2 separate regions of the Mus musculus genome follow, and region 1 is linked to region 2. Evidence: chromatin loops called from intact Hi-C (ENCODE). Cell type or tissue: gastrocnemius. All regions are shown on one strand. Links, peaks and the distances in the headings refer to the core of each region. The heading gives the core; the rest is flanking DNA. Region 1 overlaps Mef2c (myocyte enhancer factor 2C). Region 2 has its middle 5.9 kb from the start of Mef2c.

Evidence for each region. A loop is a pair of places that touch in the nucleus more often than their neighbours do. Peaks named below come from ENCODE experiments on the same cell type or tissue, not always from the same donor. Only the 100,000 strongest peaks of a DNase experiment are listed, where the experiment ranks them.
Region 1: it touches region 2 in a loop (2.7-fold over the local background); 3 of 42 quality-filtered maps call a loop at or near these places.

The regions. Positions count from the first base shown.
Region 1 is chr13:83,597,316-83,608,970 of GRCm38, forward strand. The region is part of intron 3 of Mef2c (myocyte enhancer factor 2C); the gene reads left to right. Gm52043 (a long non-coding RNA gene) reads right to left here. Exons shown (of 3, transcript XR_003950628.1): 1 at 4,423-11,655; 2 at 2,724-2,897. Among named protein-coding and RNA genes, the nearest start is that of Gm52043, 22 kb to the right of the region's middle. In gastrocnemius, for the core only: no CTCF peak of the experiment used is centred there; DNase peaks (open chromatin) are centred at 6,641, 7,203 and 7,698; H3K4me3 peaks cover 527 bases; H3K27ac peaks cover 5,371 bases.
Region 2 is chr13:83,512,972-83,524,626 of GRCm38, forward strand. It overlaps a transcript of Mef2c not described here. Among named protein-coding and RNA genes, the nearest start is that of Mef2c, 5.9 kb to the right of the region's middle. In gastrocnemius, for the core only: no CTCF peak of the experiment used is centred there; a DNase peak (open chromatin) is centred at 5,387; H3K4me3 peaks cover 3,445 bases; H3K27ac peaks cover 6,294 bases.

The DNA.
Region 1 (11,655 bases), core at 1,994-9,993, 84 kb after region 2:
TATATTCACCTCCCACACACAATTTGCAGTAAATTTTACAAGGAAGAGGGTGTCATAGGATGAGTTAGAGAAAAGAAAAGAAGGAGAGGAATAATATAAATACAGTATCCTATATGAAATTTTCAAATTTGATTAATTCATTAAAATGTCACTATCTACATCTGCCACTTCTTCTGTGTCAACCGCTAGCCGCATAGGGTTCTTCACATTGAGACAAAATAGCACTCGGTGAAATTTATGATTCATTTCCTCAGTAGCACTAGCCACATTTCAAGTGTTCTGTGGCCATATGTGGGCTCGTGGCTGCTCACTGAACAGGGAAGATCCTCAGCCAATGGTTTTCACAAAAGGTCAGTGAGACCACACTGGTCTAACTGAAATGTGAAGAGGGAGTGTTTTAACTAATAGTACCCTCAGAGTAACCCCAAGATAAATCCTATAATTCATCATAACTTCATTCTTCACATTGATATATGAGGGGTACATTTCAAAAGTGGCAAACTTTCCAGCAGTATAACTTTAGAATACAGAGTGTGAAACTTCGTTTAAAAAGATACCAGTTTGGAACTCAAGACTTAGTAAAAACTAAACACACAACTTACCTCAGGCCAGTAACCACAGTCAATCAGTAACCTCACTGTCTGGCTAAAACACATCTGCAAGTGGTCTAAACCATAGAGGGCCACTAACCATGTGGGCGGAGTTTCGGTGCTAGGTAAATCTTTGTCTCAGGGAGAGCTGGTAGATCTCCATGGTACCAATTTACATATTTTTGATGCAACATTGGACCACTGCCTAACTTTGTGATTAGTAATTTTTGTTGAAAAAGTCCTCTTTAGGAGGAGACTTAAAGAAATAATGTCCATGATTTACATTAGAAATATTCCATAGATTTACCATAACACATAATTGAAATAGTTCATGTGGCTAAGGACTCAGGAGACCTCTGCTACCCTATGTTAAATCAAGTATAGACTTGTTTTCAATAGATTATTTGAATTATTAACAAAGTATTAGCATATCTCATACATATTTAAACATTCTAAATTGAGCTTTCCAAGGAAAAAGAAATAAACTGAATTTTGGAAAGGCTTTTGCAGATTTTCACTTTTGTTTTTATATATCTTTTAAAAATTCACCAAATCTATAAATTGTATTTGCATTTGTCCTAATAAGTCAGACTACAATTTTGATATATTCATATTTCTTAGAATTATACTATAATGGTTTTTATACACCAATTTTTAAAAGCCATTTCTTTCTAAAATGATGCTTTTATTTCATTTGCATATATTTTATAAACATAAAAATCTGCTTGGCATCTCATTTATTAAGCAAGCAATCATTGCTGAAAAAGAATAATGTACACGTTCAATTGCTCAAGTTCTATGCATGAGGCAGTAAAGCTGAGCTTCTTGTACACTCCCTTACTCCCCAGCTCTGGCGGCTTTAACAGCATCAATATTATGGACGGGGTCATCGGAGAGTCGTTAGCAGTGAGAGCAGACAGGGCCACACATTTGAAAGCACAGCCTTTTTCCAGGACTAACTTCATCAGGATGAGTCCTCACCATTCCTCATGATTACCTTTTCAATGGTGCCTTACTGAACTACAGCAAACTAAAGTCCTCATATCTTTTTTTTTCTCTCTTAACAATTAGGGAAAAGGGGAGAAAAAACGCCTAGCCTAGATCAGAATCATCCATTTTGGTGATTTTGCATATTTTGTAGCAGGTAGGATTTGATGATTACAACCTGTTTGAACCAAAGAGTGTAGGCTAGCTGTTGATACCAGGCATATAAATGAATCATTGTTTGAATTTTAAAACTGTCATTTAACACATTAAAGGGTAGAACATTTTTCTCAAATGTGTTACTCAATCTATACTGAAATTCAGAAGTGAAGTTTTTGAGACAATTCTCAGTCCTACCTAAAATTAAAATAAAAGGTAATGGTGCCTCTTAGAACTGAATTGTTTATTTTAGCACATGCATTGTTTTGCTGGAGAAGTTGTGGGGTTTTGTTTGCTTGTTTGCTTTGTTTTTTAAATTACAACTAGTTTTTATTTGACTGAAGGAAATAACAATAGGACACCATTGGCACTCAATATATATCAACTTATTGATGCTCATTATAGTATAAATAAAGTCTAGGGAGACTTCCTTTTTGTTTTAGTTTCATCTGTTCTAGTAGTTAAAGTGACTTTTCAAATGAACTTGAAGTGAAGAAATGTCATTGTTCTGTCAGAAAGCAAAACATGCACTGAGAAGGTAGCCCTGTCTGCTGTGCAAGAATGAGCACCCTTGGTCAATCCTCAGCAGCCGTGCACATTCCCACACCGGAGATGCAAATCCAGCTGAGGATCCCTCCAGCTTCTGCCTAACAAAACTGTTAATCAGCAAGACCCAAAGCCCAGTGTAAAACCTGGTTCAAAAAAAAAAAAAAAAAAAAAAAAAAAACAGGCAAGACTTACTTCCATCCTTCACATATACATCGCACTGTGCACCCTATACACAGACATGCAGTCATTGACACACAAATGTACACCCAGATGTGTGTGTGTACACAAATAGGTAGATGAAGATGTAGGTGTAGATACAGACTAAGATATAAAGGGCACAGGAAACCTAAGAGGAATATTGTTTCTAGTACTGGCGAAAAGTATGTTTTCTATGCCAAGGTCCATTGATTCCTGGGGAAGAATATGTTTCAGGGCCCTTACCTGAATTTAGGAAGAAAGATCAGTGGGACAAATTGCCTCGGGCCAAATCTTGCATTCCTGGTAGTGTCTTCCTAAAGTGTTGATTCCAGTGTGATGAGTCTATGTGTGACATAGGACTATGTATTCCTGGCATGCTTCTCGTTGATGCTGGTCTTTGGGACCATTCGCTGTCTTCTGAATGGAATTTGAAACTTTGACTGTACATTATTTCTTCTTTGTACTTTTACAGGTCAGGGTCATATCACAAAATAGATTCTTAGCATAATACCAGTAATATTTCCTTACACTGATAGTCAAAAATACTATTTCTTCCAGGCAAGAGTTGGTTTTCTTTAGGAAGTACCATTGTTAACACCCAATATGACTTGGCAGGCAAGCCACACTTGAGGCAAGCAGGGCATTTGGTCATCACACTAGGCTCCCTTCTCCTGTGACCAGTCATTTGGTAGTGGCTTTCTAGAGCAGGTAAGGAGGAAGTTTCTGAGCCCAAGTTCAAAGCTGCTGGGGAAGTGTAATGTTCTTGGTTGGGGTTAGTCAGAAGGACAGTAGAACATCTGCCACTGACTTTACTGTCCTCATGGTCATGAGAATCCTTAGAACAGTCTGAAAATGACCATGAAGCTCAATCACTGAAAGAACTATATTACATTAGTGGTGCATGTACACAGGACAGAGTACATGGGTAGATTATGTTACAGAACACTATGTATTTCTGATACAGTAGCTCCCTACTTGCCACGTTATCCAGTTACATCCCATTGCTGTTCACAGCATGCCTCCTGTTACCCTGAAATTCAGCCACTTCATAGAGGAACTGAATAAGAAAAAGAAACTTTCTGTCAATTATCTGTAAAGGTCATAGAGTTAATGACTAACTGGGAGGTTAATTAGATTCTGAAAGCCTCTTCATATCAATTAAATATCTTATCTCTATGTTTCAGTAAATAAACTCAGTAACTACTCAGGGCTGCTGTTCTGAGGGAGGAAGCATTATAAACAGCATCTGTAAATGAATGTTTGTTTATTCTCACAAAAAATACTACAAAAAACCATATATATATATATACATATATTGAGTCAATTATGGCACCACCTCAGTTTCTGAATTGTGTGTATTTTTCAAAACAACATGCAAATCCTCCCTTACTTATAACCAAATACCATAGTCTTATAATAGCAAACTAGACTATTTCATAGAGAGGAAAACTGAAGTGACAGTGACCCTAGGAATAGCTAGTAACTGAAAAGTGATCTATTTTATTCTTTCAGTTTCTGAAACACAGTACTTTTGATAGATAGATAGATAGATAGATAGATAGATAGATAGATAGATAGATAGATAGATACATACATACATACATACATACATACATACATACATACACACACATATATATATACCTATATATATATGGATATATAGATATATAGAGAGATAAAGATACAGAGAGAGAGAGAGAGAGAGAGAGAGAGTAGTAATGAAGTCCAACCCCAAGTTTTGATTTTTCTCGAAAAGTACTCCCCTCCTGAGTTATATCTTTTGTTCTAATGTATATATTTTTAAATAAATTTTATATTTAGCTTTTATGTTATGATGATAAAGGAGTCATTCTTGTCACAAGAATTGTCCTGGATAATAGAACCACATTTTATAGAAGCTGAAATAAGCCAACATTGGTCAGTAAATGGAGCCACTAACCTTATATACTCATATACATTGATATTAAGTGAAGGTTCAGATCTTCTCTCTTGCTATCCAGATGTATTTCAGAGTGTCAAGAACCAAATGCAGCTGTACCTTCATACATAGCCGTGCATCGTCAAGGGTTTCTATTTACAGTATGAAGTGTACTGGTGAGCCGAACACTCTTGTCCATTGAGATGACATCATGGTTTGGACACCACCTAATGAAGGACATGAATCACCAGATTCCAGTGATTGGTTCTCCTTAGCTATGATTGTGCTGAGTTCCTTTCATATTTTTTAAAAAAAAGCAGAAGTTAAATGGTCATTTTTGTATTGCGAGCATTTTAATGAAACAACATCATTTAATTTGAACTTTCAGAAATATAAATTCTAAATGCCCACAAATTGGGATTAAAGGTAAATTTTTAAAATTAATTTCAAGGAGATGTAGTTCAGTGTTAGAATATATGCCTATGATGGGAGGTGGCTGGTTTCATTTCCAGCACCCCAAAACACTGTTACAGTAACATAACACACCCATTGTCTGCCTGCAGAGAAATTATGTAATGTGAGTTGGTATTGTTTCTATTGAAGTTTCTCCTGGGCCTCTATTTAGGATTATGGGCTGTAAAAGATGTCAGAGCCTATTGTAAGCTGTTTAGTTATAAAAGTTGTTTATACTTTGAAAGCCAAGGAGGAAGTTCAGACAATGAAAAAATTAAGGTAGCAAAGAGAAACAAGTTCTTAACTTAAGATGTATATTTTATGCTAATAAATGTATAATTTAATAAATAACATACTTTCCATAAATAGCTAGCATTTCACAGAAATTAAGAAATTTAAACAAAAGTCAATATAATGTTTATTTTTTCACAAATACTTAGAAAATAAAAGTGCAAGACATGGTGCTAAATGAAATGAAATGATTGTGCCAGGTTCACTGTTCCCCAACCCAGAACAGATAGTCCAGAGTGGACAAAACACGTATAGCTTTTGCTGTTTCATCCAGTGGTAATGGGGATGCTGAGTCTGACTGCCAAGCATCTTGCTGGCTGCTGGGGATGCAACTGTAACTACCCTGAAGCCCAGTGTGGATTCACACTGTAGGGAAGTCCCACTGCCTGTAGTGTGGGTTATCCAAGGAAAAGGAAATTACAACTTCAGGCACCCAAAGGCAGGTCATAGTGATTTTTAAAGGTTTTTATTTTCTTGATCACTTGTGTATGGTGTGGTATAATGTGCATAGGGATGGAGCTCATAGAGTAGTAGTTACCGGAAGTTCTGAGCCACAAGATATGGCAGCTCGAAACCAAAACTGAGTCCCTTCAAAAAGCACTATATGCTCTTAGTTGTTGATTGACCCATTTTTCCAGCCCCTCATGGTAGATTTGTAAATGAAAGAGTGACCTTTCAATGATGAGTGGAATACATTGATGTGTGTAAGTATTTATTGCCATTTAAAGTAAAAATAAGATTAAGGATCTATAGATTTTTCAATATATATTTAAATATTAAAGAATATGTAAATGCAGTGATAGAGTCATAAAATGTATGTACAGACCAGGTTTGTCCATGGTATGGATATGTTGGAGTCTGATTTCCCATTGGGTTTGATTTTTTAAATATAGAGTTGCTCTGTAAACAGGTGGTTATAATTTTAGGGAAAAAACCCATAAAATATATTAACAAAATGCAGCAGATATCTTCCTAAAGTTTGATTTAAAAGTTCCACTTTAAAGTTCTATCCCACAGCCTTGACAGAGGAGTCCCCACCCCCTAATTCTAAAACAGGATACTTTGGCTAAAGGGCTGGAAAATTGTTACATACTTGTGTAACATTCCTATAACCTAATGCTCTTCAACTTTTTCTCTCAGTTTAATCATTGGAGAGTGTTCTTGATTTCTATAGTCAATGCTTCACATAGTAACAGCTTGTTGTATTATGGTCTGTTAGCCAGAGGGTAGGTTTATTTTTAAAACCCTGAACTCTGAATTTTTCTTTATTTTTCCAAGATTGAAAGCAGCTGAAATGCCTGGAGATACAGGTTGAAGGCTGCTTCACAATATGTGGAGAGAGGCTTCCTTCCCTCCTCGTGTGTGTGTGTGTGTGTGTGTGTGTGTGTGTGTGTGTGTGTGTGTGTGTGTGTGTTTGTGTGCGCGCGTGTATGTGTGTGTGTGTGTGTGTGTCTGTATATGTGTGTGTGTGTGTTTAATTTTTTCCTAACAAATGTCTTCTAACTGGCAGTTGCCTAAAAATAGAAAACTGCTTAACTAAAAATAGCCTGGCTCTCAGTCGTGCCAAAGAAAATGGAGAGGAATAGGCGTGGAACAGAGGGCTGAGTAATCCAGTTCTATTCATTCAGAGAAACCTTTGAGAACACAGGCCATGATAAAGTGCCCTCCAGAAACCACAGGCTGGACTCTCTCTTCAGACTTCGAGGTGCCAGTAAACATTTTAGCCCCAGGATAGTTTTTTTCCCCTTCATAGATTGTAAACATTTTCTGAAAGACAAGGCTTTGTTTCACAGAACCTGACAAACTGCCATAAGTAACTTTTGTAAGGTCTTAAAATTTCATAATTGTAAGGCTTTCTTTTTTAAGAAAAAGGATTCTTAAATGAAAATGTTGGAAAATTATGTACATCATGTAATAATTAACAGGAAACTCTGTTATAATAAAAAAAAAAAGCCCTACTTACTGCTTGCAATTAAACTCAAAACTTTCAAGTTTCACAGAGAGATTACTTGTGTGACTCACTGTGGCTGCAGAGCAGCAGCTGACGCGTTGGCTTAAGGCCCTTGGTGGAAGGACAGGCTTGGCGGAATAGATCCCCTATTTAACCACTTTCTTAAAGCTGTCTACACCCAAGCAGGTTTTTTTTTTCCCTTTTAATTCTTAAAATGGAATAAAAACCATCTCAAAAAAAATCCTTTAGAAGATGGCTTTCTGTTTTTAAAACTGGCATTCTGAATAAGCCATTTTTTACACAGACACATAGACAGTTTTTGCTGTGGTGATTACACACACACACACACACACACACACACACACACATCGTTTTCTTTTGGTTAAGTAATCTAAATAATCAGGTCAAACATAGCAACAGGAGTGGAGATGTCAGCGCAGCTCAGGAGTTGCATGGGTCTGAGCATTGTTATTTTCAGTTCCTGTAATGCAGCTAAGGACTCCTGAGACAAAGGAAACTAATGGATGGAAAGAGACTTAAATCATTGCTAGAAGAATCAAGGTCCTTGTATCTGTGTACATTGACTCTTCTGGTCTCCTTCCGTCTTGTAAAGCATTTTGTCGGTTTCCCTGTTGGCCCCCTACCGCTCTTTGTAATGGATGCAGACCACAAGTGATTCCTTTATGCAGCACACAGGGTGTAATTGTGTCTGTGTGGTGTATTAGTAATTACCAAGCTGAATTCCCATATTGTATCTTTACTGCAGGCATGGAAAAATAGGACACACAATCCTGCATAACCATTTCCAACCTAGATAGTGAGCCACTCAGAGCTGTGTTCTAGGGACAAAGCTGTTGACGTGTATACTTTAAAACAAAATTGTCATTATTCACTCAACTTTGGCAATGGTTATCTTCGATATTATAGTATCTTTTTCACTATAAAACAGTCTTTGCAATGCAAAATATTGTCTTTTTAATTGTTGACATAAAAAATTTAATATTGTTAGATAGCATATATTCACTATGCTAGCATACAGAAAGAACTGTTTCTGAGTTTCTACATACAATAGGTTATATGACATTCATAAACATCTCAAAGTATAATTATGTTAGAGTCATTTTGCCCTTAAACAGTCATATTTTCATATATAATTTATCAACCTTAACTCAAGCATTGTTAAACCAGAAAGAGCTGACAACAAATTTTTGTTACAGTAAACAGATACAAATTAATAATTAATTTCTTCGCTATAAAATTTGCATCCATCCTTTATGTATTATGTAGTTGCTATCGATTTGACTACCTCCTAATCTGTAGGGACTTGAAACAACTTCAGGACTATTTATCTATAATAGAAGTCAAAATAAAACAAGCAAGTTGGTTTAGACAAGATAAATTCCACTTTTGTGTGTATGTGCATATCAGATGCTTCTAATGACAATAAAGTACTGTTAACTACAGTAGTAAAGAAAGCAATAAGGCCATTTTGATTGAGGATAATAGCATTAAATTGGATATATTTTGTGGATTACTGATTCAATCAGGATGGTAGTTACATTTTATTATCAAATATAAAAGTGACCTTTTGGTCTTTATGTTTAAATTTTTATTTTTGACTGTAGATCTTTTTTATTCAAGCAATAATTATTAAATTACAACTACGTACAGAACTCAGCAACACTAGGAAAGAGAGAGAGAAAGGTGTATACAACATGATCGCTGATTCTTCCAACCATCTAGCTAATATAGAAAATGCACGTGTGAACCAACTAGTTTAGACAGTTTAGAGAGACGGTGTGTGGGGTGTCTAACGAGGGCAGCATAGCGTATGTCAGAGAGCAGCAGCTCTGAAAGTACCTGAGTTGTCTGCTTCTCTCTGCTGTATGACTGACACTTTGTCCCTGAGATTGTTTAGGTTCTGTGTCTCAAGGTCAACTTTGCAAACAGGATTAGTAATAATAACGAGTATATAACTGCTGTGACAAGTAAGAACATTTTGAAGACTTGGAACAGATGTCTGGCCCATAGTAAAATTTATAATGAAGATCATAATGATGGTGGTATATGGGACAGACTAATACTAGTAGGAAGCAGAATATTCAACCCTAAAAGTATTATGTATTATTATTGTAGGTTCAAAACAGTAAAATTCTGAAAGGAGCTTCAAAGGCTGTAAGGGAGATCGTTCAAAAGATGAGCTGATTCAGAGCGACATGAGAAGGGGGCAAAGCTAAAAACTACCAGCATGTTAATAATGACACTACATGAACATACAGGGAGGGGTAGGAAAAGGGCAGGGAGGTAGTTAAGAGAGAAGAGCCAGACCCAAGAAACACTAACTGCTCAGTGTGGAATTATATGTGATAAAAACATCACATAACATATGCGATGAAAAAGAAACGATGGACTCAAGCTGGAGAATAGCAGGAAAGAAAACCTGGGAAAGTTTTGAGTAAAATTAGCTATCTCAAAATATAAAGAGTAGAAAATTTTAAAGTGCTAACCTATTTTAATTTGTACAAATAGTGTACGTGTATGTTTTTAGAAAACCCAAAAGCTTTTCTTGTGTGTGTGTGTGAGAGTGCATGTTTGTGCATTGCAAGCTGTTTCAGTGACCGTGTAAATATCTGTGATTGTATGTAAGTCATTTTTAAATGCATGTGATTTCAATTTATACCTATTGTATGCACACGCAATTCTCTGGGTAATATTTATTATATACAGTATACTAAAAATTTATAGAAACTGAGGTCACATATTTAAAGCAATATAAGAATCTGTACATAAAATTGAAGAACTTGAAGTTTCCTAAGAATATGCAATTTTAATAACTATACAAACAGAACAGGCCTCTGTACACATAAAGTATCAAAAATGTAGACCCTTAAGCTTTCTATATACTATAGAAAGTTGGACGCCTGAAAGCCCAGCTTTCTCACTACTGCACTGGCTAACGTGGTACAAGAGGCAGGTACAACCTGGAGACTCACAAACCACGTTTCCATACTTGTATAAACTGCAACCTTGGGCATGTTTCAAAACTCCACTAAAATTCAGCTTTTTAAATTGTAACCTCGTGTTTGGTCTTACTGTGAACATCAACAAGTAATATACATGGCCATTAGCACAAGTAGGGTGTGTGATCTTCAGGCATGCCACACCATTTCTTTTCTTGCTGCTCCCTGTTAGGCAAGTTTTAAAACATTGAACACACACACACACACACTCACACATAACCCCCACACCCCTTATAAGTACTGAACTCTGCAGTAAATTTTGTTTTTACAACTTAAAAATCGTTTTATAAGCTAAGGGTCAGAGTGTGCCTGCCCTACTGTGTTTAAGGACCTGAGAGAAATGAGTACTCAGCATAAGGAGTGAAGTCATTTTGTGAAGTACTTTACATGATAGAGGGATAAATGGTATTTAATGAAGTTCTTCTGACAGTCTACTGATTTTTTTATACTGAGAAAATATGCACAAATGGAAAACTAATCCTATTAAGAAACATCAAAAATAATGTTGAAAAGAAATAAGGACTCCATCTAACAGGGTACCTATCCCAGTTTCTATTAGCAAACTTTGTTAGGGTTATAATTCAATGTGTAGTTTGCCTTCTTAACTGTGTGCCTCTGAGAAAAAGCCTTGTGTGTGAGAGGGGTGGAGTGTGAAGACACTGAACTTTAAAAGCCTGAGAAGGTAATCAGAAATCTAACAAAGAGTTCTTCTCCTCTGCTGCTGCTTCCTTTCTGACTCAAAATAATTAATTTCATTATAATACTAACCAGTCAGAGGTGTTTAGTGTGGTGATCCTGTTAACGATAAAAACACATGCGTGTCCTAAATTGCTTCTAGTGAAACTTTTAAGTGTCTCTGTGCCAACTCCCTCAGTATTTTGATGGCAGTATGATCCATGCTGCTGGAAGGGAGCCAAGCATTTGCTAATGTATTATACATTTGGCTCAGTTCCAGGACAGCAGGTGTTTTAAATATTCCAGTCACACACCCACAATGTATATTGCCACTGGGGGAAATAGCATTTCTAAACCACTGATGTTTACTCTGAGCCACACCTAGTTTGCTCTGTAAGGACAGTGTGGATGAACCGTGATGGGGAAGGAAACTTTCTCTGATTGGAGGTGCAGCAAACAAGTCGTTCTGAAGTCTACATTTGACCACTGGCTCCCAGACCAAGGCACTAGTTGTTAGCAACCAGAAAACAAGTCATCAAAATCCAGAAAAACAGTTCAACACCTTCCATAAGCGAGTTTCTGTGAATAGGAGAAATTCTACTTATATTAGAGAAAATAGTAATAAATTGTATGATAATAAATTGGTAGGTTCTGATTAGAGGGCGAAATCTGTGTGTCATTAGAATCCACCATTCAGTTTGCAAGCAAACTAATGTGGGGGAAAGAAAACCTGACTTTCCTGGGGTTCTAATTTCTAAATTGAAGTGTTTCCTTTTAGAGGGGAAAAAAAGGCAATAATAGCTGTGTGGAAATACATCTACACAGAAATAATTCAGAAAATTATTTCAAAAGTTTTAACTTCCT
Region 2 (11,655 bases), core at 2,300-10,299:
AGGGGAGATCTCTGACTTCATAGGAGCCAAAAATCTCAGAGTTGTAGAAAATGACTCATCCTGTGCACTTATGTGCAGACTCCTAAGTCCAAATGCAATGTTATTCACTCATTAAGCAACTTAACAAGGTTTCTGAGATAACCAAAATACACAATCATCGATCCTTACTCTAGGTAAGCATTATCCTCACTTATGTGAATCTGATAAAACCTAGTATGAATATAAAAGAAAATTATATTCTCCAGAGCACTGACAAGGCTAATATTACCACCCATAAAATATGAATTATCTTAGTGTAATATGTGCTGATTTAATCAACATACTAGCATAAATATATTTTATTTTAAATATCAAATGAAATCATGAAATGACATAGTTAAAGTACAAAACCTGAGAGAAAAGAGTACATGTTTTAAATATCATTAAGTACCTGGTAGTAATATGTTTCTAAGGGGCATGAGAGACAGTTGAAGATGAAATAAAAATGTGGAATACTTTATTGGACATTTTCTATAGGCCAGGCAAAAATAAAATTTCATATCCTTCTTTCAGCAAACTGTTAGGGCTAGGTCCATCTTCTCTGGTAAATCTGGGTTCTAATCTCCTGTCAGGTTTACCTTTCTCTGCCTTTGGCTCTCTCCTATCCTATCTCCTATATACCTCTCCTATCCTATCTCCTATATACCTATCGATTAGTAGCACTGACTTCCAGACTTGGCCAATGCTGCACATCAAACCTCTGTCTTCAAAGGCTATACATTCCTTCCAGAAAGAAGCTTGAAATTGTTCTTTTCTATCTGTAGTTCAATGTCTGCTTATTGTCCAAATGTCAAACATTTGATGCTTTATGATCAAATCCTCGTTTTCACCTTATTTAAAACATGTGCTTTAGATTTACTTTTAACAACAACAACAACAAAAGTCAACAATAACAACACTGATTCTTTAGCACAGAGATGCTTCTAAAGAATACAAAGCAAATTTCTAAGGAGACCTCTAAGGGACTCAAGCAAAAATACCTGTGAGTGACTAGTGCCTGGGAGTAGCCACTGTGAAGCAGATAACCTGTGAATAGATGTATTTTTCAGAAGTTATTCCAGTTGTGTGATTATATCAATCCCTGCTGAATTTGATTTTCCAAAAGTATCATAGTTAAGAACAGAGTTTTGGAAGTGAATAAGCCTGGTTTCATGTCCTTTGACATTTATGGACTATCTGAGCAGACAAAGTAAGGCATTAGTTTACATTTTTGTTCTTAAAATCTATCAGATAGAGATAATAATAAAAGCATTTAAAAAGGCTGTAGTCTGGATAAAAGTAATAACATTTATAGAGTAATTGGTGCAATCTAAAATGTAGCAAGTGGTCATAAAAATGAGAAGTATTTTATATACATACTAAAAATATTGAATTTTTCAGTATATATCTCAAGTATTACACCTAGATTATAAATATAATTGCTTTGAAAGACTCAAATATAAATAGAGCAAAGGCGAGTCAAATCTATTGGTTTGGGTCTTTGGCTCAAAGACGAAACCAGCAAGAAGACTGTTGTTAGCCACTGATTTACATTTATTTTCTTTCTGTTGTTGACATTTTAGCCTTTATTATCACCGTATTCCAAAAATATTTAGGAAACTTTCATCCAAAACGATCAAAAATGTCCTTCTTTCTAGGAAGTGAGAATATTAGGATAATTATGTATATACCTATGTACAATCTACATAGAACTAACACCTATTGGAAGCAGATATTTTGCATATTTCTTTCTATCTTAACAAAAAATTTAAGTTTCTTAAATTACTCTGCTTAACTTAAATTTTTAGGTTATAAATAAGATATTTTAAAAGAATATATACTCTCATTTATAAATATAATAATCATTCAAAATTACATTAAAAGGTAGAGGGAACACAGTTTGTCATGCTAGCCCCTTCTTTCTAGACTCCTTTTCTCTTAATAAAAATGTTACCATGAACACTTCATAAAAAATTCTTTAATGTACTGATTCGGGTTTTTCTGTAATATATACTTATACCAATAGACAAATGAGTGTCCCACTCCAGACATTACTAACAGTCCAGAGAGGCCATGTTTTTCATATTGTATAGTGTAATGCAGAAGTGATATCTAGCACACATGCAGCAGAACAGAGTACTGCCCTTAGATCCTTCTTGAACAGAATGCTACATTAGGCATTCCATGAGTTCCCCCTTCCCAGGAGGCCTGTGCCCAGTCTAGTTGCCATAGATGGCCATCAGACATTTGCAATGACATCAGGAGACTATCTGAGCAGCCACTGCCCTAAAGAATCTGCTAGCAGGAGACTGGGGATATCAGTGTCTTCTTGGCCGACAACTGCATTCCAAAGGTCAACTGGGGTGAAAAGGATGGGCTTGGAGCATCTGGTGCGTTTTCAGCCACAAGGCAGCTAACAAGCAGAGAGCAGCCGCCACGAGGGCTAAAAGTAGCCTGGAGACCACACACCTGTGAAAAAGTCAACCTGACCCAGGAAAACAGGATTTTAAGTCTAGAGAGATTTCCAATTCTTCAAAGGTAAAATTTCAGACCTGTCCCCATCCTGAATCAATCCTCAAGTCTCTGATGACCCACTTACTTTTCTATGACAACCACTGCAGGAGTGAGTAGGGACTTGGAAGTGTGGAAGTGAGAATTGTTCTCACAGAATTACTGCAGTTTGTTTTCTCAGCCCTGTTCCTTGTCAAGCAGCTCATTCATTCCTCATAGCAAAGCATGGATGATATCACACTAGAGTCCACATGTGGAGTATACCTGAGGAAACCAAGTCACCGAGCAAGAAGCTTGGGGTGTGAGTGATCAGTTAGCCTGTGTTCCCTCAGTTGATGTTTGGCTATATTCACTTCAGAGTCCCATCAGCCTTTTCACTTGTAGGCTATGGAGAAGCTGAACAGCTATGGAGAAGCTGAGACTTTCATTGTCTGCAGAGCACTGAGGCATTTTCATATAGCATCTTAGATTTCAGGTAGTATGCCAAGAATCCTTTCAAACATGAGCAAACGGTAAATTGACATGAGACATAGATATTAGCTCAAATATGGATCAGTCCAATGTTCAAAAGAATGATCATTTTAGCATTATTTTCCATCAGTGAATATGTTGATGTGAACAGAGATCATCTTCATTAAGGGTTAATTACCATAAATGTACCATAAATGGGCAGAATTAATATGAACATTCACATGAGCTAACAATGAAAATTGTAAAGAACAGATACAGCAAAATGAATCCCCTAGCAACCTATTGAAGTCCCAAAGTTTATGCTCAGTCTAAAATCTGATAGCACTGGTTGTTTATTACCCATCTTATGTAGTATTAGTTGTAATTTCATTATTTACATTGTTAACATTTCAGACCAAATCCCTCCTTTGTGAAGTCAGTGAATGAGATAATTTTACCAAATGTGAGGAGGATTATAGTTGGCTAGCAAGTCTCACCTCAGATAACACCTTTTTCTTTTACTTTTATATTGCTTACCATTTATTTTAAAAGCATAATGCTAGTTCTGCATAAGTTTTAAGTACAAGTAAACACAGTATTATATCTCAATTGTTCTCTTTGCAAAAGCATTATGTGGCTGTCTGACACTATCAATCGTGCAGGTTAGGTTTGGGAGACAGTGTTAGTCCTCATGCAGCTTATCCTTTATGAAATGCATTTTTCTCTAGGGTGAATGCTTAGAGGCATTCTCTCTTAAAAAAAAACAAAAACAAAAACAAAAAAAAAAACTACCTAAAAGCTATCAAGGCACCTTCTAGTACAGTCAGTTTCCCTGGCCAAGCCAGCCAAGATGTCCTGGTCAACAGAAAAGATACTGAACCCATCAGAAGACTTAAGCTTCGTTCCAATTTTAGAGATGTGGATCACTTAGGCCTTCTGAGTTTGACCCACCTTCCTTATTTAAAAGCAACAAAAAGGTACATGGACTGGGTATTTCCCAGTATCTTTCTCAGCAGGCAAGACACTAAAATTCAGACTTTAAAACTTTTCACGTTGCTGCCAATGTGATGTAATATACTTCCTTAGAAATGCAGACTATCCTAGAAATCTGCCTGTTATCAACATAACATAATGCAGTTTTAAGCGAATATTTTCCCTTAAAACTATGGCAGAATGACTCCATGTAATAAAAGGCATATTTTTATGCCTACCTCAGAGGTCCCACTACCCACACAGGCCTATTTAGCAGTTAAAATATGGACAATGTGATTGAAGGAATAATTTTTTTTTTTAGTTTTGATTAACTTGGAAGGCCAAGTGTTAGTCTAGCATCTATCCTATTTGTAGGGAACACACATCTTTCTTTGGGTTAGAGGTGTAGAGCCCTGTGGTCTAAACCATTGATGTATCCTCTCTACTACACTTGCTCTCTTTGGTTCAGCACCCTAGACAAGCAAAGAACCTCACAAGATTCTGCATCTCCTGATGGTTATTTTTGCACAATATCCCAACACTGTTTCCAAGTGGTAACAAAAGAAAGTTGTGCAAGAGGAAAGAAAGTCTTCTCATTCGGGTTTGCTGTGAATTTTCCTTAGCATCCTAGTTCTCTTTCTACTTTGTGATCTTTAATATACCATGACCTGCATATACTCACAGAGGTAGCTTACCTTCTGGAGTTAGTGGTTGGCTTTAAGGTTTTAAAAATATTTCTGAGAACCTAGGGGCTTAATTAGAGTTTAAAGCTAATTTGGGGCCATGATTCTTTTCCTATTAGTCTATAAGATTTGTTACAAATCCAGGATGCTATAGGACAGGGAGTTTGGACCTGCCCAAAGACCCTCTTTTTCTTCCTGATTGCAAAGTGCTTATGATGCACCAGGTAGCCAGAAACGCAGACCTCACAGACCTCATGCCAGCACTTTGTGAGCTGTGTGGGTGATGGGTTCCTTTTCCAGACCCCGCCCCTCCCCCCCCCCCCCATGTTTATGGAGATTTCTCAAAGCTCATCTCCAGTTCCTGGGAAGAAATGTTCTTGGGATCCTAAAAAACAGACCCTCCTAGAAACTCCACCAGCGCCACCACCGCGCGTTTCCAAAGCACACCCACTGCCTTTGAGCCCTCCTCCATTCTCTGGAGCCCATCACGCTCCATCTTTATCAGCACACCACCAGTCTCTTTCTCCCAAACCAAGACTCTCCAGCCGAAAGCATGCCGGCACACCCTTTCCTGTCCCGCTGTTGAAGACATCATGCCCAACCCTTGTGAACCCAGGCCCGCTCTGGCAGTTCTGGCCTCCTCCGCCCGTCCCGGGGCTCACTCACGTGGCACACGCAGCGCCCCCCCTTCTACCCTCAACACACACACACACACACACACACACACACACACACACACACACACACACACTAGCAGCCTGGGAGCTCTAGAAACTAGCCGGGGAAAGAGTCCCCACCCCCTCAGCTCCGTCTGCCGGAGAAAAGTGGGTGGGAGGAAGTTGCGACCCACGGAGAAGAGCAGATAGGAGGGGAGAGCCATGTCGGAGGGGAGGACCAGCAGTAATTGGGTGACGTTGCAGCCGTTGTGCCTCTCCAGTCCGCCCAGCCAGCGGGTCAGCTTTCAACACAAATCAGACAGAGGGATTGCTTCTGCCTGCAATCAATAACTCAGTCGAGTGAGCTGCTGAAACCAGAGGCGTCCCTTGTCTGCTCTTTATGGGGCCCTGCGGACTGAATCCCAGCCCCTCTGCTTCACAAACAAAGAAGTGGGTACCAAATGCCAGAGGAAAATTTTAACCCCAAACTTCCATCGCATCCCCTGGTTACGATCTGTTAAAATGAAAAGAGCACGGACCTAGTAAGGTCTCTAGAAGAAAGGGTTAAAGGGAGAAATCTACGCCTTAAATTTCAGGTCTCCTGTGATATGAAATGGAGTAGAACCAGTGTTTCAATAAGCATTTAACAATGGGAAGAGAAGATGTAAAGTCCCATTAAATTTAGCTGTCCCCATAGATGCTTTCGAGTCAGCCGCACACTTATAAGCAAATTACCAATCAAGTCTTATTTGCACTTACTGATAGAAGGGAAGAAGAAGAAAAAATGTATCATACTTTGTAGAGGAGAATTTGGAAGGGGGGTGTTAGATAATTTATTACAGACTTTATTTCGTGAAGAGTAAGGTTAAGAGGTCCTAGGAGATATATCGTGATCCCAACTTAATAATATACATTAAAGCCAAGCAAGAACTGAGAGAAAAGGATGTGTCAGAAAACTTGGGTCTGAGTACCAGACCAAGTTGAGATTAAGGCATGGTGGGCCTGAGCTTGAAGGATATAAGTCCTTCAGTTCCCATAACCCTAAAACAAATACTACCCTGATTCTTCATTTCTCTGACACTGACACAATATAATCAAAAATAAATTATAAGGATGGCAACCCAGATGAGGAGGTTTTCTAAATGACTCCTCATTATGAAAAGTCCTGCTCAGACAATTGGGAAAACTGATATTGGTCCCTGTTCTGCTGAGCCATGGTTGGTCCTTGAGGGGTAGGGTGGGGGTACTAGTCCTACGTTAAAGCCAAGGAAATATTCATGTGTGTACAAAAGCCATGGAAACCTAGTCTGAGACAGAGATTAGAACACAGGAGCGCTTTTCTATGCTCTACACAACTAAAGACTGCTTGGAAAGAAAAGGTTCTGTTACTAAGAGATTCCATATACATTGATGAAGCCACAGCATTAATCCCAAAGTTTGCAAGACAGGGCTTCTTTGTATAGCCCTGGCTGTCCTGGAACTCACTCTGTAGAACAGACTGGCTTTGAACTCAGAAATCGACCTGCCTCTGCCTCCCAAGTGCTGGGATTAAAGGCATGTGCCAGGACTGCCTGACAATCCCAAAGCATTCTAAGTGGGTCTTTAAGCAATGCGTAAAATGAGCCTGTTGCTGAAAAAGTTTAGACATTATTACAAATCATTACTTAGATATTATTCCAAATATCTCCCTGTTTGACAAATTTTACTAGTGTGATTAATGATGAATTTTACTTTACTTTTTTCTTGTAATTTTTATTCGGATATAAAAAAATTAAAGGTAGAAATGTAAAGATAAGGCTAGGCTCCCTATGTAGGAAATGAACCCTACAATGAAATCTTTCCTTGATATAACAAATCCTTTGTATAGTACAGATTCTTTAGCAATTCAGTCTGCGTGCTGTGTGGTCAGCTTGGAATAACACTGTACCTCATGAATCTGTGAAATATAAAAAAGTGTGCACTATTACTTTTAAAGTTATAGGCACTATTACAATTGATCATTATTTGGGTTTTAAAATAATAAGTGTTGCCACTTTAGAAGTTTTAAATCACATCTACCGGAATCTAATGTCAGCTTTAAAGAAGATAACTACTTTTTTTTAATATACTTGCACACTTTTAAGGTGCCAACAAAAGCATTGAAAACTGTGAAGTAACCTCTGGAGAGATGAAGTGAAGCGTGGAAGGCCAATGGCTGTGGCAGTGAAGAAGTGCAGAGGGTGAGTGTTCACATTTATCGTCTGCCACAAACTTACCACGAAAGGAAAGCCACCAGTTTCTTTGTCTTGAAGTATTTATTTAAAATGTTGGCATGTGTGACAGTGATACAGTTAAATGGCCATGCTCTTCTTTATGATATGTGCAGTGCTGTGGCATGGTGGTTGCTCAGAGCTCCTAAAACCTTCCAAGGGCCACCTTTGCAAGTGCCTACTACAATTAAGCTGATTCCTAGGTGGCCATGTACATCATCATAGGACAAACTACAAAGAGGTTAAAATATCTTTTACATTGTGGAATTTGAATCTTACCATGTTTCTCGGATTTTTATTTTTCTAAATTTTCATGTTCAATTATATTTATGATGAAAGTATTCTGGCTGAAGAACAAATACTATACACTTGAATAATCTTGAGGGGTAGATTAATCTATATCCTTTCTTCATCTCAGGGTAGGTTGCTGTGGCAACCGCCCCAGCTCACTTTAAAATAATTTTTTAAAGCTCACTTCAAGAGCTACACCCAGCGTGGGCCAGGCTTAAAAGCAGGCAGACCCAGTGCATAGGGCTTTCGTAGACTGCTGCTTTAATGTAGGGAGGCAGAAGAAAGGGAGCTGAAGTAAGATGGCTCAAAACAGAAATTGGAATGTTAGCTTTGAGCTGAAACAATCGATCACCATGCTCTCTGTAACTTCAGGTGTCTAAATGCATTGTGAAATAAATCCTTGGATGAGATAACTAATGTTTATTTATATTTAAAATTAAGCACTTATAATAATTAATGAAAGGAATATTTGTGATTACACACATTCAGAGAGAGAAGGGGAGAGGGGGGAGAAGGAGAGAGAGGAAGTGAGTTAGTGATTGAGAGAGAGAGAGAGAGGGAGGGAGGGAGAGGGAGGTAAGGAGAAAGGTGGTTTAATGGCAGGTCAATTCTAGCCATCACTTCATCTTCTTTATTAAAGGAAAGTTTCCTTTTATTAAATCCTTAGCTTCACTCCCCACTGATATAAAAGATATAATAATTATGATTATTTTCAAGCATAGAACAAAATTGGAGAGCTCATGCAAACCAGGAAACCGAGGCCTAGAAAGGATTTATCTATTAGGAAGACACTTTTAGTGTTTTCAATGTAAACTATCAAACCATAAGTAAAAAAGTTAGTAGTGCTCTGCCACAGAGTCACATCTACAACCACAAATCCCAAACTGGATAGAGCATTCTAAGTCTCTCAACATCTAGAACAAAATACTTCCTACACAAGAAAAATGAATACCATTAGGTAGCAAGGATCACCAGTTTAGGTAAATAAAAGTAAAGAGATAATGTGTGTCTGGCATTACTTAAAGACAAATATAAAACACACTCTGGATTAACAATCTCATGGATTACTACTAAATTATTTACTTATTTATTTACTTATATATATATTTATTTATTTTCCACTTCAGCTACAAGGTTTGTGAGGAAAACTAACACTAATCTTAACTTTGCTCACACATCATTAAGAAGCTAAATATACAAAGGGGGAACTCTTATCTTTTCAAAGGCCAGCTGTAATACATTCCAGACCCAAAGTTTCAAATCATCCTCACCTGGACTGGACATACTTTTAAATGTTTACAATATTGTTGATAAATACGGGTTTGTTACAATACTTATTACTAAACAATTCTTTGACACCTGGTGGGGAAAAATAAAAGTTTCCTTTTGAAGGAAAATAAATCAAAACTGAAGTGTGCTGTGGTAAGTAGAAACTTTGTCTATAATTAAGGAGAAGAGCATTATTGAATTCATGTATTGGCTATATCAATTCTGTCATGTAACATAGGCCATTATAGTTCATTATACTAATTTAAAGCACTATGAGAATAAGTTCTCTTGGTCCTTCTTATAGTTTGCTCTGTGAGGATCTTTGTAAACCTTAAAAATAATCTAAATTTTTATTTATATCACCATATCTAGGTATGCCTTAGCATGCAGCATGTCTAAGCTCAGAGCTTGTACCTCTAAACATGCCGTTCTGTTTATATAAACTCATGGTAGTCACACTTGCTATGTGAAAGAGGAGCAAATACAATATAGCATAGATACCATTTTCAAAAGCAGAACAAACAAAAAACCCACCATGTCACAAAGCTTGTGCTCTGTGACAGCTTGTCATGCTTTCCTGTAATAAAATCGCAGTACTAATTAATAGTCTCAGTGGTAAGGAGCCAGAGGTTTGAAGATTGTTCCCATGTAGTTTAACTTGCCTGTAAAAACAACTTTCTGCTTTCAAATGAAGCCTTCCTTCGGAGGGTGCTTAAATGTTGAGTCCACTGCTCTGATAGAAGCTACTAACTTCAAACAGCACAATGAGGCAGGAGGCTTTTTTGAAGCACAATGCCCCTCTGCATTAAAATAGTACTCTGCAGGCCTACTGGAGAGCTTCCCGGGAAATTCAGCCAGTTACTGGGTTAAACATATACTTTCGAAAATATTTTTAATTAGCTAGATATTTCTATGGGCTACTATTGTCTACTCTTGTATCTTCTACATTATAGTACTCTGTGAACTTTCTCTTCCTCTAATCATAGTATTAAAAATTAAATGTTCATATTTTACACAAGCTACAGTACTCCTGGCATGCAATCTTTCACTATTTTGAGAATGCATAGGGTTGACTTGTATATAGTTGATATATTTAATCTTTAGCTTTTTAGGTGTGGTCGTGATATCTAGTACCTTTTTTTTTTTTCTAAGTATCAATTCTTTGTTAACCTATATTTTTACTATGGAAAATTATTCGACAGCTTAAACCTTAACCTAAGAGTTCTTATCAGTGTCTGCTCCTGCTTCCTGTGCAGCTGAAACTCTTCAGGATAAGTGAAGTCACCCGCTATCTATCGGTCAGGGGAGCCTAATGCATTTGGGAAGTTGTTTTTGGTTTACTTGCTAATGACCTGGATAAAGTCCAGTAAGGTGTGGAGGGAAGGAGGGGGCATTCTCCGAGGAAGCTGTCCTCTCAGTAAATTTGTCCAGATTGATTCGAAAGTTAATGGCCCGGGGATAAAGTCGAGATTTCAAAAACTTGTAATTAATTTATTACTAACATTGGAGGATCCTTTCGGCTCACTTTCTAGCCTAGCCCTCCTGACTCTCAAGGCCAAAAGCTTTATACATTCTGGGCGGGCAGGAAGCGCACGCTGGGATCGAGGCTTGCAGACATCCTGGATCGTGGCTTTTACGCGTGAGTAACGGAGGCGCGCGCGGACCGGAGCAAGGATGAAGTGGCTACTGAGAATCTAAAGGGGGCGGGGGGGGGGGGAGTCACTAGAGCAGCTCTTAGGGTCGCGCTCCTATTGGTCAGAAGGAAGATCTCGACTTCAGAAGGACTTTCCTGCTAGCTGGCTTGCAGCCTCCCCGGGGGAGCGAGCGCGCAGGAGCCTAGCGTCCTCTGTAGCGGCGGGGAGAGAGGCAGGGAGCCGCCGCTCCCCGTGTTGTCTTCCCTTTCATGCAATAAAGAATTGTCATTAGGTTTGCGTATGGCATGTGCCATTACCCCACCGTAAAACTAAAATTAGCAAAATGTCAGGAATGGAAAGATTGATTCACCAAGATGCAATTATCATTTAAAAGTGCTTGATTGAGGTACTGATGTTCAGTGATTTATTCTGCATACCATATACATAATTAAAGTAGTGTAGTGGAGTAATTTATCAATCTAGTTGAGACTGGAGGGGTGAGGAGGGAGCTGCAGTATGTTTGTTTTATTAAAATGTTGCGAGGTTCTAGTCCCGCCCCCCTTTTGCAAGAGTGAAACTGATGATTTCCCCAGCTCGGGAGGAGAGGCAACGGTTTGGGCTGGTTGGGATAGAGAAACGGAAAGGAAAAGGCAGCGCCAGGCAAAGGCAAGAATAAAATGAATTGGGGGACAGGGGTAGCACCGGAGCGTACGTGCTGCTTAGAACCCCAGCCCCGTGTGCTCCGTCTTGCTTGCCGCCCCCGCGTCCCCTCCCAGTATCCTTACATTCCCCCCACCCCCCGCTCTTTTACACGACCTATCTAAGGCTATGAGCTGCTCTCCTTTTCCCATTCGTCTCCAGTCACTTCCTTCCTGGACACAGTTTTCTGGACGAGTCTGGTTACTTTTAATCCCACCGGCCA